Linked DNA regions of Homo sapiens: region 2 is linked to region 1. A link is a loop called in an ENCODE intact Hi-C map of the cell type or tissue named here. Cell type or tissue: CD14-positive monocyte. All regions are shown on one strand. Links, peaks and the distances in the headings refer to the core of each region. The heading gives the core; the rest is flanking DNA.

Evidence for each region. Peaks named below come from ENCODE experiments on the same cell type or tissue, not always from the same donor. Only the 100,000 strongest peaks of a DNase experiment are listed, where the experiment ranks them.
Region 2: a loop joins it to region 1, with 4 times the contacts of the local background. A loop is called at or near these places in 1 of 110 quality-filtered maps.

The regions. Positions count from the first base shown.
Region 1 is chr13:78,023,560-78,031,590 of GRCh38, forward strand. LINC00446 (long intergenic non-protein coding RNA 446) reads left to right here. Exons shown (of 6, transcript NR_047028.1): 3 at 6,363-6,521. Among named protein-coding and RNA genes, the nearest start is that of LINC00446, 15 kb to the left of the region's middle. In CD14-positive monocyte, for the core only: no CTCF peak of the experiment used is centred there; no DNase peak of the experiment used is centred there.
Region 2 is chr13:77,867,130-77,873,644 of GRCh38, forward strand. The region is part of intron 6 of EDNRB-AS1 (EDNRB antisense RNA 1); the gene reads left to right. Among named protein-coding and RNA genes, the nearest start is that of EDNRB, 48 kb to the right of the region's middle. In CD14-positive monocyte, for the core only: no CTCF peak of the experiment used is centred there; DNase peaks (open chromatin) are centred at 1,792 and 3,452.

The sequences.
Region 1 (8,031 bases), core at 1,780-6,779:
ATTTTATTTCAGTTGAATGAGAAGTGTGGGGAAGGTCATTAAAGGAGACAAGGTGAAGAAGATGGGATATGATTTAAGTTTGTTGTTGTTGTTGTTTTTGACGGAGTTTCTCTCTTGTTGCCCAGGCTGGAGTGCAGTGGTGCAATCTTGGCTCACTGCAACCTCCACCTCCTGAGTTCGAGCGATTCTCCTGCCTTAGTCTCCTAGGTAGCTGGGATTACAAGCACACGCCACCATGCCCAGCTAATTTTAGTATTCTTAGTAGAGACAGAGTTTCACCATGTTGGCCAGGCTGGTCTCGAACTCCTGACCTCAGGTGATCCACCCACCTTGGCCTCCCAAAATGCTGGGATTACAGGCGTGAGCCACCACACCTGGCTGATTTGAGTTTTAAATGATCACTCTGACTGTTATGAAGAGGATGGATTAAAGGAGGCTACCATGGGTAAAGGGAGTACCCAGAGGGGCGCTCTCATATGCCTCACAGGTAAGAGAGGATGGTGGCACTGATGAGGCAGCAATAGTGGAACTGGCAAGAAGTGAATGTCTTAAAGACCTTTTTATTAAAGAAAATGTCAAATGCATACAAATTTAGAAAAAAATCGTAAAATAAACTCTGACACACCCATCACCCACATTTGACCATTATCAACTCGTTGCCAGTTTTGTTTCTTATATAGCTCACCAACTTTTCCAGATTATTTTGCAGCAAATATAAAATGTTATATCATTTCATCCATAAATATTACAATATAAATGTTTAATAGACAAGGATTTATATTTTGAATACAATACTAATTTATGCCTAAACATGGACAATAATCCTTACCTTTTTTTCAGTCCTTCTGTTAGATTTTAATCATAACAACTTTTATCAAGTACAACTTTACTGCTAATGTGTCTAATTTTATGTATGTATGTTTTTTTATTGATACATAATAGATGTACATATTTTAAGGGTAAATGTGATATTTTGATACATTCATATTATGTCTAAAGGTCAAATCACGGTAATTGGAATGCACCTCACCTTAAATATTTATCTTTTATTTATGCTAGTAAGATATGAATTGTTCTATCCTCTCTTCATCTGCTATTCCCCCTCCCCTAGTGTTATCAAATATCCTGTCAGTGTTCAAATTTCTTTGTCTTATGACTTTTTAATGATTTATTTGAGTCAAGGTCCTTATGTTCATATATTGCATTTGGTTGATGTGACATTTATGTCTCTCTTGTTATTTTCTTTTCCTTGTAACTTATTCATTAAAGAATTTGTGTGGCTTCATTAAGAGTGTTTGTCAATTTGGACTTACCTAATTGCATCATAAGGGTGTCATTTCATGTGTTCCTCTATCCCCTGTGTCTTCTGTAACAAGTTAGAGCTAAACGTTTAATTGGCTTCAGGTTTATTTTTTTTTTCTTTTCTTTGCCAAATGTCCTTCCATCAGGAGGTACACAATATCTGAGTGTCTCTTTTTGGGATGTTAACAATTGTTGATAATCATCACTCAGATCTCTAAATTAGCAGTTGCAAAATAGTGATAATGTAATTCTATTATTGAGAAGTAGAAATATGGTTTTGAAACATATTTTAGAGATAGCATAGATAAGACTTGCTGATGGAATTCTGATGAGAGGAAGAGAAAGACAGAAATTGAGAATGACTCATGCTTTTGGCTTAAAAAGTTAGGTTGATGGCATTGCCAATTACTGGTTTGGAGAAGGCTGAGAGCAGCTTTAGGGTATGTGGAAAATAAGAGTGAAGGATTATATACCTTATAAATATCCAGGTGGACATCTTAAGAAGGTGGAATAGAATTCAGAAAAGGAATCAGAACTATATAGTATAGTCACAGTATATACTTGTATTTAAAACTGGGGGTCAGGTTGAGATTACCTAGAAGGAGGTGTTTAGAAAGAGAAGAAAAGAAGTTTTGAATACTTATAAGGAATTTTGACCAATTGATCCCTAAGTAGAACCATGCTAGGAATTGAACAGAAAGGTCAACTTGTCCCAGGAAGCTTCTCCAGGTACAACAGTATAAATCCAAGAGTAGGAGTTTCCCTGTATGATACAGAGGAGAAACACTATGCTTGCTTTCGGACAAGTAGTGCTAATCTACATAAGGCATACCCCTGTACCTTGGGCATCAGGAAGAATTTCTCCCTTGTCCTCAAGGTGATATCCACTAGAAAGCACTACAGTGGGCGGAGTTACAAACCCTACCTCTACTGTGCTAAGTGGAATTCTATCATGGCTCCCATGGCCCTTGTCACGTGGTGTTACTCCTGTGATTAAGTTATGCTATGTGGCAAAAGGCATTTTGCAGACGTAAGGTTACTGGTCTGTTGACATTAAAATAAGAGATTACTGGGTGTGCCTAACCTAATCACATGAGTTCTTTGAAAGCAGAGAGTTTTCTCCTGGTGGCAGAGGAGGAAGTCAGAGAGATTCCAAATGTGAGGATTTGATGCACTATTGCTGGCTTGAAGATGGAGGGAGGCACATGGCAAAGAAAACAGGCCAGCAAGGAAATGGGGATGTCAGTCCTACAAGCACAAGGGACTGAATTTGTCGAACACCTTGAATGCGTTTGGAAGTGTGTTGTTCTCCAGAGCTTCCAGATAACAGGACAGCTTGCCTGATACCTTAATTTTGGTCATGTGAGTCTCTAAGCAGAGAACCCAGTTAAATCTCTCCCTCCTTCTGACCTACAGAACTATGAGATAATGAATGGGTAGTGGTGTGAGCCAATACGCTGTGGTAAGTTGTAACTCATTGTTAGAAAACTAATGTGCCTATGACATGCCAGACACTGTGACCGGCTGCTAGGAGGTATACAAAGATAATGATGCAAAAACCTGGCTTTCAGTTATTCATCCATGTAAAGACAAGAGGTGGAACTGTCTTGTCTTGAGAGTTAAACGAGATCTTTTCTTCTGTGTGAAAACAAGCATCTTCAGCCCTAGTTCCTACTGTTTCTCTTCCCCTGTAATAAGACAGCACACACCGGGAAGCTACATGACTAACTGACACAGAGCATGTAAATTTGTTGTCTGTATCAGTACAGAATCATTGAAGACTTAAGCTGGAATGTTATATAATGAATAATATCTAATATTTGCTCAAATTCATTATTACAAAAAAATCCCAAATCTACAATTAACACAAAATAAGTACAATATCATGCAGTTATGAGATATTGGTGTCCTCCTCCTAATGCACAAATACAAGTGTGAGCTGAGAAGATATACCTGCCTGGGTTATAATTAGTATTTAATTGATCATAGTGCACCTGGGTTGTGGTAAAGTTCTTGCAGCACTGTTTTAAGTCAGTGAATGTGTGTGGTTTTAAATTATTTTTTAAAAAGCCAGTGTAGAACTAGGAACATTCTAATCAATGACATCATTTTGATAAGGAATATATACTATATAGTAATTGGATAAATTTTATGGAATGAATGTTCCAAAAGAAGCAGATTTGGCAGTGCATGTTCACCCACTGGGTGTCTCTAATATGTTAGAATTTGGTGTGTAACACATTTGAGTGGGGAGTTTAAGTACTTTCAACATCCCTTTCTGGAGGATTTTTTGAAAACTAAATTCTTTGCAGTGCACTATCAGATCATCAAGAAGTGACACAAACTTGTTACTGGTAAAGTCACATCCTTTAACTACACATTATAAAAAAAATATGCTCGTGGTCTCTCTCTCTCTACCCCTCTCTCTCTGTCTCTTTCTCTCTCTCTCTTTCTCTCTTTGCAGTAGAGATGGCAACTATCTACCAAATATTTGTGCGTCCCCTTTCAAACCTTTCACTGAGAGGCAGCTGCCTAGGCCAGGACTGCATTTCCCAACAACCCTTACAGTCAAGTGTGGCTGTGTACCTTGTTCTCACTTATAGGCAGTGTATGTTCTCTAGTTTCTTTTCTTCATCTGCTAGCCATAGGCAGAGGATTCTTAGGCTCTAGCCTGAGTTCCAAAATAACCCCATGGAAGATGGTAGGCTGACCAGGAACACATACATTGGACAATAACAAAGGGTCAAGTAAATTTGATTGTGTTAAACTAAGAGATGTGCGTGTGTGTGTGTGTGTGTGTGTGTGTAAAGTATAAAATGTAATCATTCTGAACAATTGCTTATAATCTTTATAATCTGGACATTTCATACATCTGATTAAAATCCTCTTATCAGGCATCAAGATGTCACTAGTATATTAAACCCGTGTTATAAACAGAAAGTGTAATGAAAGTCATATTCAGTTTTGCTTTTTATTTTGAAAAAATGAAGCAGATCTTTAGTTGCAGTGTGTAGACCATTGCTTGTATGTATTCTTTTATCATTAAAAAACATAACCAGATAATTATTTTAGCTCTAGTAAAGAATTTCTGCTTCCATAATTTATCTGTTGTTGATGTCATAACACATAAATTTCAATCTTCTTTAATAAATATTTGGTCCCCCAAACAAAAATAATATAATAAAAAATTCAACAAAAATTTGTAGTGAACAAGTAATGCTTCCTTCTTAATTAATTTTTAAAAAATCAATAAGCATGCATTGCTTAAATGGAAAAAGTCAAGAATTTTCTTTAACTGTATTGAAAGGTCCAAAAGTTATAAAATAAGCCCTGTAATTAATCTTTATTAATGAATGAATATAAAACAAAATAGTTTGTGTTTTCTTTACTAAAGGCCACTTCTTTACCATATACCACTCAGAAATATGAAATGATATAAGAAACTTTTCAGAGAACTCATAAGACTACATATTAATGTGAAAGAAGTTTAAGAATCAGAAAAATTGAAGTGGGATAGTCTGATAAATTCAAATATATTTTCTTATATAAGAATGTCAATGGATAAAAGCCGATAATAACAATGTTTTACTGTTACTTAATTTGCCTTTGAGTTTTATGTCCTGATTCATTATAGCCTTGTCTGGAAGGGGAGGTATTGCTTTCACATGGTTTGAAAACTAAATTCTTTGTGATGTAGAGGGTAAAACAGGCAAGTAACAACTAAAGTAGCAATTATAATGCAGTATGATGTAGCCCACTATAGAGAGCAAAAACAATGATAAGGAAGCATGTAATGGAAGAAGCAAGTAACCCAGACTGAGAGGTCAGAAACTACGTTTGTATTAAAGCCCAGGTGCTGATGAAAAGGTGGCCACGTGCAGAGTCAAGGAAGGAGTTTTCTAGGATGTTTCAACGTGGAACATCCAAGCTACAATGCATGAAGACTAAAGCAATTCCATCTTGGATGCAAATCTGCCATGTTGACTTCTGATTAACCTTGATTCTGAGAATGCCTCTCAGATTTCTACTTCATCTACTGTCACTGTAAATTCTGCCCTGAGGTCAAAACAACCTTGACCATACATCCTGACCTTTGGCAGATTCACATAGCATTCTTGCCTTTCATTGAGGGGTCCAGTTCAATTGTCCTACACATTCCTTCCCTATGGTTTATAAGCCCTGAGCATATGAGGTAACAGTGAGAGGATCCACCATCTTGTCTCATGGTCAACTGAGATGCAGACATGGCTTCTGTTCACATGTCCCTATTAAATATTTCTTTCTAAGAAACTGTATCTGTCAGCCCTTTTCTTCAGTGTCTCAGCATCCTAGGCTGTTGGAGGTAGGTTTGTGTAGACCTTCTCACCGCTGGAACAAGGTGTGAACAGGATGTTAGTTCACACAGCCTTATAAGTCATTTGAAGAGCTTTGAGCTTCATCTTAGGAGCACTGGAAAGCTAATAAAGGGTTTTAAGCAGGATAGAGACACAGTATTGTGCTGCAGGATGTTTACTTGTGTAACAGAGTCGGGAAAGAAGAGATGGGCTGTCAGGTTACCAGTGTTGGAACGAATCCAGGGAAGAGATTATGGTGGCCAAACTAGGGTAGTGGCCATGGGTGTGAAAGAAGCAGATTCAAGAGACACATAAGGGTGTCCATTGGATTTAGTGACTTTAGAGAGGAGAGGCAGGAGGTGAGGGCTTCTTTTACTTTCTAATCACTTTTTGAGTGGGTTTCTACTTAACTTTTGAGGTCAGGTTACTAGCCCCTCGTGTGATCTCAAATTGAGGATTTTAGTCCTATCTCAGACCCAAATGAGAAGCAAAAAGCCATCAAAGCCTCTCAATGTGGTCTAACATCTAATCTCTCCCCTTCAACCCAGGAGCCAGGAGACCATCCCAAGTTTGTATTTCAAATAGTTCTATTTTCTACAGTCAATGCTTGTTCCTCATTCCTGCTATGTACCAGAAACTTAGGAGTTACTCATAATTTGAGATGGTGGGTTTTGATGTATTCTGACACATGAAGGTTTTGTGCTATTTTTTCCCTGCTCCCTTCAGATTTACTCTGTGGCCCTCCGAGACTTCGTGTAACAGCAACTGCATTTTAATGCAATGGCAGCTATGGAAAACACAAAACTATCAGTCATTGTCAAATACTCCATAAATGGAGACAGAGAAGGGGTTCAGTTCTCTGTGTAACAAGGACAGAGGAGAAAGGTCAGTGATATATCATGTGGTATAGGATTTTCCCTTAAGCAATCTTCCGCTAAGACTTGCTCACAGTGTGGAAGCTTTTGTCTGCCCAGAGACTGAATTCTAAAACCACTCCTCAACTTAAAGTTCCAAATATTCAACGCTCTGTATAGCATTGGAGAAAGTGTAGAAGACGCTGCAAATGCATTTAGGGAAAAAATTAATTTTTGCCATTCGTGAAGTCCAGGAACTAATATTAACAGTTGTTTAACTTATGAAAAATTAATTAGATGACTTATAAATTATGTATGTGGGAAAAAGAAAATCTGTCAGTGGGTGGTTTGAGGATTCAGAAGAGCACTTAAGTTGATAACAAAAGGTATTTTGTGCAGCAGGTCACATTGGGGTAGGCTTTTATTCTTCTTTTGTGCCTGAAAATGGTGAATACAGAATTGTTCTTATGTAACTCCCTGGTAGTGAGGGAACTAGTCATTCCCATAACACATTTATCATTATGTGTGTGTCTGCTATTTAGAAGTATAGAAGAGAGTAGACAAAAATTTAATGAGAAAGTCAGAGAACTGAAAAGTCGCTAGAACAGCTAGAATATCTGAATGCTGAACCCGTCTGCCTAGCAACATGGCACAACCTCATAATGAGCCCTTCTCCCAGATCTCTTGAGAAAAGAATAAACACAGCAACCCTGGAAGTCAAACTCATACATGTGATATAGAAATTAAACAACAGATCTAATTCTGAAACAAGTTTAGATTTATCTGTATTTTAAAAAATATTGTAGAGCAATGAAATATATTTTCTTAATCTGACTTTTAAAGGAATATTTAATTTATGGTACTTTTTTCTGGTTAATTTTATCTTTTCCATACCAAGTAATATAGGCAGTTGCAACATCCATGAAGAGTTGTTAATTGGAGCACAAGGTACTAGAAATGTTCAATCTCACTTTGAAAGACACATTACAAATATGAATATCAATTAATATGCCTTTAAAAAAGTTATATAAATCTATTTTTGGGAAAATGTTTATTTTGAATAATTAAAAACAAAGGTGATTTGAACTCAAAATAATTTATTCTAGTTTAAATTTTATAATGAAAAGAAAAATAACGATGATTTAGGAAACAGCTATTCTGAGTTAACCATATATTTATCTTCACTTTCAACCTTTGTAGGCATAATTGGAGTCTCTAGTATAAATCAAATAACAATCTTCAATTAATATATCATAGATGATTAAGCATTGTATGAAAGAAATCAAATTCTGATACTCTCTGATTTTCTACAGCTGTTTCCCTTTTACTCTTTTCCTTAAGCTTCTTAAAGAAGAGATATGTTGTTTTCTGTATTTAAAAAAAATAGTGCAATTAACACTAAGCAGCAGTGTCTCAAATAAATAGGAAGACATTGATAAATTTGGCCAGAATTACAAAGACTTCTAAAAGAAAAGTATTAATATACCTATAGGATGGTCTAAAATTCAGAGAATACTTTTCTCCACATACTGAATAATCAG
Region 2 (6,515 bases), core at 1,516-6,515, 160 kb before region 1:
GCACTTGAGATATGACCTGTTCCCTTTTCTTCCTCTCCCCCAGCTCATTGTGTCAGAAGGTCCCCTCTGGGTGAGTGTGGTGAGTGTAGTCAAAAAGACAAGACTTTCTTGATGTCTCTCCTCCCCCAGCTCCCAGTCAAGGACTTAGTATCTTCTCCAGGAGGGTCAGGCCATCAGCATTTTCATGTGGCTGAGAGGTTGGAGGCTAACATTCCCCAATCCAGCTCATGGGGTGGAAGTTCTAAACCAGGCATGGCAAGGTGGGGCTCCTTTGTCCTTGGCTCAGCTTATTCATAGGGTAGAGGATCTACACTAGGAGAGAGGAGAGTCAAGCTGAAAAGACCAGAGACTACAGTCCTTGCTTAATTCCCTAATCACAAAGCATGGGTATCATTTTGGAGCAGCAGGCACTAACCCTACCTTCAGCTCTGGTGGTTCAGAGATTTTGCCTAGGTAGAGAAGCAGGTTATAGGAACTGAGAGCACTAACAATCTTCCCAATGGAACTGATTTATTTATGACAGAGTATGAGAAAGTTCAGGCCTACAGGAGTTCTTAAAAACAATGAAGATTTTGGTAGTAAGCAATTAAGAAGAAGCTGATAGCTTTATGAAAGCAACAAGATAAACTATAGGTTAGCTACTTTATCAGAAGGAATCAGAGAAAAAGACAAATAAGAAGAGCTTTCCTGAGGTGAGAACAAACCTCAAAGTCTGGCCTCAATACTGACTTTACAAAACGGCTTGAATTTAATTGGATCAGACTGTGGAGACATGTATGCCCCAGCATGTAGTCTAAACAACAAAGCAACAGTCAGCACTTAGTGGAGCCTAACAGTTGAGTTTGATACCAACAGAGGCAAACATCTTAACAAAGGAATCAGAGGGAAAGACAGTCAAAAAGAGACTGGCTAAAACTACTGTCATCTCAAGGTGACTGTGCCATGCCCAAGGCACTGCCCTCCGAGGATCAGTGTCTGAGGCTTCATGTTGTAGGGAAAATAGACTTCACTAAAATAGTATAGTCACATTAATAAGCAAATAAATAAGCAAACAACAACAACAATAATAAGCCCTGGGGAGATCAGGACCCAGATTTGCTATACTGTATTACCTGAAATACCCATACATAGGAAAAAAGTAAGCAACAGCAACTGTCTGTGAGAAGGTTCAGATGTTGAACTTAACAGACAAAAACTTCAAAGCAGTTATTATAAAAATGGTCAAAAACTAAAGGAAATCATGCTTAAAAATGTAAAGGAAGATATGGTGGCAATGTCTCATCAAATGGAGAATATCAATAAAAGGAAATTTTTTTAAAGAACCAAATGGAAACTTTGGAGTTGAAAAGTACAATAACTAAAATGAAAACGTCATTAGAGTGGCTTCATGGTAGATTTGAACTGGCGAAAGAAAGAATCATCTACCTTGAAGACAGATCAATCGAAATTATTTAATCTAAATAACAGATAAAAATAATAAGAAATATGAACAGAGTCTCAGAGAAATGTGAGGCACTGTTAAGCACACCAACACACATGTAATAGAAATAATGGACAGAAAAAGCAGAAAAAAGTCAAAAAGAAATAATGGCTGAAATGTAAGGAGTGAACACATGGACTCCTGAGGGAAAAGTTACCATGAGGGAGTCACAGACCTGGACTGACATTCTGAACTCAAAACCAAGCCCTGTGTTGTCTTGGGAAGACTAGCCCTAGGTCCAGTGTAATTGATGCAGGCAATCCTTCTGACTTAGCTACCAATGGTAGTGACTGACTCACTTCCTAGAAGTGACTGACTCACTTCCTAGAAGTGACTGACTCACTTCTAGAGAAATGACATGAAAAAGAGAGGTGAATGGTTGTGGGGAAGTGGGGAAGAAAGTGGGGAAGGCTGGTGCATTTGTGCCTCCATTAAGGACAGAGAGAATGTGTATAATTTATTTGAGACAAAATGGTGCATTGCTTAAGTGTAGAAAGTAAAGGGCGAGAGAGAACCAAGTGAGGCAGGGGTTAAGCTGGGGTGACTCCATGCTGGCATTGTAAGCCATGGGACTTACTTTGAAAAACTTTTCATTTTGAGGCCAGATGCAGTGGCTCATGCCTATAATCCCAACACTTTTGGAGGCCAAGGTGGGTGGACCACTTGAACCCAGGTGTTTGAGACCAGCCTGGGCAATACGGCGAAACCTTGTCTCAACAAAAAATACAAAAATTAGTTGGGCTTGGTGGGTCATGCCTGTGGTCCCAGCTACTTGGGAGGCTGGGGTGGGAGGATCACCTGAGCCTGGGAGGTTGAGGTTGCAGTGAGCTGTGGTCACACTGTTGCACTCCAGTCTGAGTGACAGAGTGAGATCTTGTCTCAAAAAAATAAAAATAAAAATAAATTTTACAAAGCCTTTTCACTTTGAGATAATTGTAGATTCACGTGCATTTGTGAGAAACAATACAGAGAGAAGCTATGTATCCTTTTCCCAGTTTACCCCAATGGTAACATCTTGCAAAACTACAATTTTGCAATCAGATATTAACATTGATTTATTCAAGATAAAGAACATTTTTGGCCAGTCATGGTGGCTCATAACTGTAATCCCAACGCTTTGGGAGCCTGACTGGGGGAAGATCACTTAAGGGCAGGAGTTCGAGACCAACATGGGCAACATTGTGAAATTCCCTCTCTACAAAAAATTTTTAAAAATTAGGTGAGTGTGGTTGCTCTCACGTGTAGTCCCAGAGACTCAGGAGGCTGAGGAGGGGTGATTGGTTGACCTCATGAGTTTGAGGCTAAAGTGAGTTATGATTGCACCACTGCACTCCAGTTTAGATGACAGAATGAGACCCCAACTCAAAAAAAGAAAACAAAAAGATACAGAACATTTTTGTCACCAGAAAGATTCCTCATGTTGCCCTTTTATAGCCACACCCACTTTTTTCTTGCTCCCATCTCTTTCTTACCCCCAGGCAAACACCAATTTATGCTCTATTTCTATAAAAGCAAAGGCAAGTCATTGCATGGTGAAATGGTATAATTTGAAGAGCAATTAATTGTTCATGGTAGATGTATTGCTGTAGTTAGGAAATTCAAAGAAGTCTTATGTAATTGGATCAATACTAGTATTAGAATGTCAATAATATTGATATTCAGCTATGAGGAAATTAGAAATTTTGAGCAAACAACTGATAAAGAAGTCAACAAATGAACCGAATAGCAAAACTGATCAGCCAGTTAAAGCTTAGTCGGCTAGATTAGATATTCAAGAACCTACTCCAGAAGGTATCAGGAGGGGTAACAAATATGGAAAAAATGAATGAAGATTGTATTACCATTTAGAAAATTTATGAGAACAAGCAGGCTTTTTCTGCATGTGAATGTCCTTGGACTTAGCCAGTCAGACTTTGAGAGACTGGAATAATAAGCAGTTTCTGTGGGTTTGCAACATATTCCGTGAGAAGGGAAGTAAGATGGGTAAGTGCCCCTTGGCTTGAAACAAGATGTAGATGCTAAGCAGCTGAGGAAGAAAAGTGCCATAAAAAGATTAGGTTAAAACAAAATATAAACTTGACTTGTTTAACATTTTTTCCTATGAACATGCTTATTTCAAGACATTGCTAAGAAGTGGGGAGAGAATATGGATCATTAGTTTTCAGCCTCGGCTGCATGTAAAATCATCTGAGGAGATTTAAAAATGATCAGTGCCTCAGTCTCACCTTCAGAGACTATGATTTAATTGGTTTGGATATGGTCTAGGCATTAGGATTTTATCAGCTCACCAAGTGATGCTGATGGACAGCCAAAATTGACACATACTGGTGAGATGTAGATCTGTTCAATAGTATAAGATTGATGGTTTATGCATTTGTATATTACGATTCTTTTCTTTCAAAAGAACTTGAGTTCATGTAAATAAATTAGTGTACAAATAAAACAACTAAAATTAAAACAAAACAAATTTACAACATCCATAGAAATGGTTCTGAAATCTCCCTCTACATTTGCATCACCTTGGAGATCATTTGAAATATTCCAGTTCCTTGGCCCCACCCTTAGATCTGGGCTGGACACTATCTCAGACATCAGGTATTTTTAAACAGAAGTTTCTAACTTGCAGCTAGGGTTATAACTGTTGAAGCAAGCTGCGGTATTGAAATAGATGCTAGCAAGCACCTGAAATAAATGTATTACCTCATTAGGACGTTAAATTGAGTTCAAAATTCCTGGCCACTAATGCAAAAAGAAAAGAAAAAAAAGTTACATAGCTTCCAATTGATGAATGAAGAAGCATACCAAGCTCTTCTTTAGAGATTATGTATTTCTGGAATGAAATTTTCAATGAAACTTTTCTAGGTTGACAGTAATGTAAGGGCATGAGTAGTGACTCGTGGCTTTAGCCAAAGCCTTGCAAAAGACTCCAGCACACTATTCAAATGAATACTTCTTGTAGAGACCTATTATGAAGACAGAGGCTATATACTTAAAATGGGTCAGAGAAGACATTTTTAGTCAGCTAAAGAAATGAAGAGACCTGAGAGAAGATCTTTTATTATTAACCAATTTTAGGTATAACTCAGTTACCCCAGTAGAATTAGTTTCCATGTCCAGCTCATGTAACAAAGTGGCCAAGTATACTCCTGAGACCTGATTTGCACAGGTACTCCAGTGTTCCATGAAGAGATCATTATAAAGATCTATCTGAACTTTGGCCAAGTTTCTCAATTACTTGAAATTCATCCACTGCCTGGGGAATGCTGTTGAAAGTGGAGCAAGCAACTTTAAGGGAAAAGGCTACCTCTGAGACAAAAGAAATAAGGACCTGAGTCCTGCTTTAGGACATAAAGAAAAAGGAGCTGAATGGACTTCCACAAGTGTGATACATACTGGGAGACATGTGCCTCAGGACATATGGCTCTCGTTGTAACCAATATAGAGTATCTGCTCTATAGGTACCAGAAAGAGAATTCATTCATGGAATAACTTCCATCCGCATGTGATAAGGATACCAAATATCTGAGGGTTGAGAAAGAATTTATCAAACAAATTTACTTTGGCATTATTTAATTCCTCAAATTCTGTCTTTACATAGTTTTCTTGGTGTAACTCTGGTTACCTAGTTACTGTTGTGTCTCTGTTAATTGGTTCAAGAGCCCTTCTAAATTTCTGAGTACCTTGTCCCACTGAAATTTATGGTAAGAAACTGTTAGATCCTCTTAATGAAAAATTAGAAAAATTAATCAATGATTTCCTTTTCTGTGGGGGTTGGTATTGTGAATCCTCAGATTTTTAGTTAAAAGTTTGTCAATGGCAAGTTACTTAACTCCTTTGTGCCTCATTTAGCTCATCTACAAAGTGAGAATAATACTTGTAAAAGCTGATAAGTTTGTTTTAAAAATTAAATGAGATAATGCTTGCCAAGGGCTTTGCATAATTCCTGACATGAAGTAATCACTCAATAAAAACTGGCTATTAAATATTTTGTGATCATGATAATTGTCTTCATCACTGCCATCATATCATCATCATCATCATCATCCTGGAGTGAAATACAACAATGGGTAGGCAAGACAAAAGATAAATAGGACACCTATTTTTGGACTAAAAGATTGAAGGGTTGGGTTGAGGAGAAAAGCATTTTTTACTAAGATAAATATAAATATATTAGAAAATAAATTTCAAAAATTACTTGGATTTTTAAGCTGAAATATGAGACATCAAAAAAATTGTGCTTGCAAAATTTCCTAAATCTATGCAACTTCACGTTAAACCTCAAATCCTTGGAGGTCACACATCCTCTTTCCTCTGCCATCAGTGGAATTTTTCTGGAAATTTTGGGAAGTGTCCTGATACAGCAACCCGAGTATAAATTGCATCTTAAATAGATTCTTTCACCAGAAGAGACATGCACCACTGTAATTCCCACTGGGACAGATACTGCACTGTGAGTTCTCAGTAATAATGATGTTGATGTAGTACTTGAGGAGACAGCTGAGGAACCAGGGCACGCATGGAAAACCCTGTGTATTAACAAGAACTGCTGCAGCGAGACGACTGCTGACACTCTTCCTCAGAACAGCTGGAAGAAACCACCAAGCCCTGGTGCTAACCTCAAGGGCTGCTACTGCCGACCTGCTGACCAGAGCTGCCAGTGGAAGCATGATGGGGTTAATCCTGCCGATGGGGTTAATGCTGAGAGATGGTCCTTCCAGGGTTCTCCACACCTCTCTATTGCCTCAGTATGAGTCACCTGAAGGAAGAAATGAGTATGTGTGTGTGTGTGTGTATGTGTGCACGCGCACGCATGTTCAAAACAGGGGACTAGGGAAAATTTAAAATCAGATCGGGATTTGTGGGAAGTGATGTTTTTCCTTCATCAACACTGAGGACAGAGACTGACATTGCTTGTGGTGCATTCCAGTGGGACTGGATGCCTGGAATTTAGGGTGGATGCTTGAATCAAATTAAAGAGACCCAGCAGTAAGTAGGCAACCAGAGTGTTGGTGTTGAAGGCAAGAGGGCTCCTAAG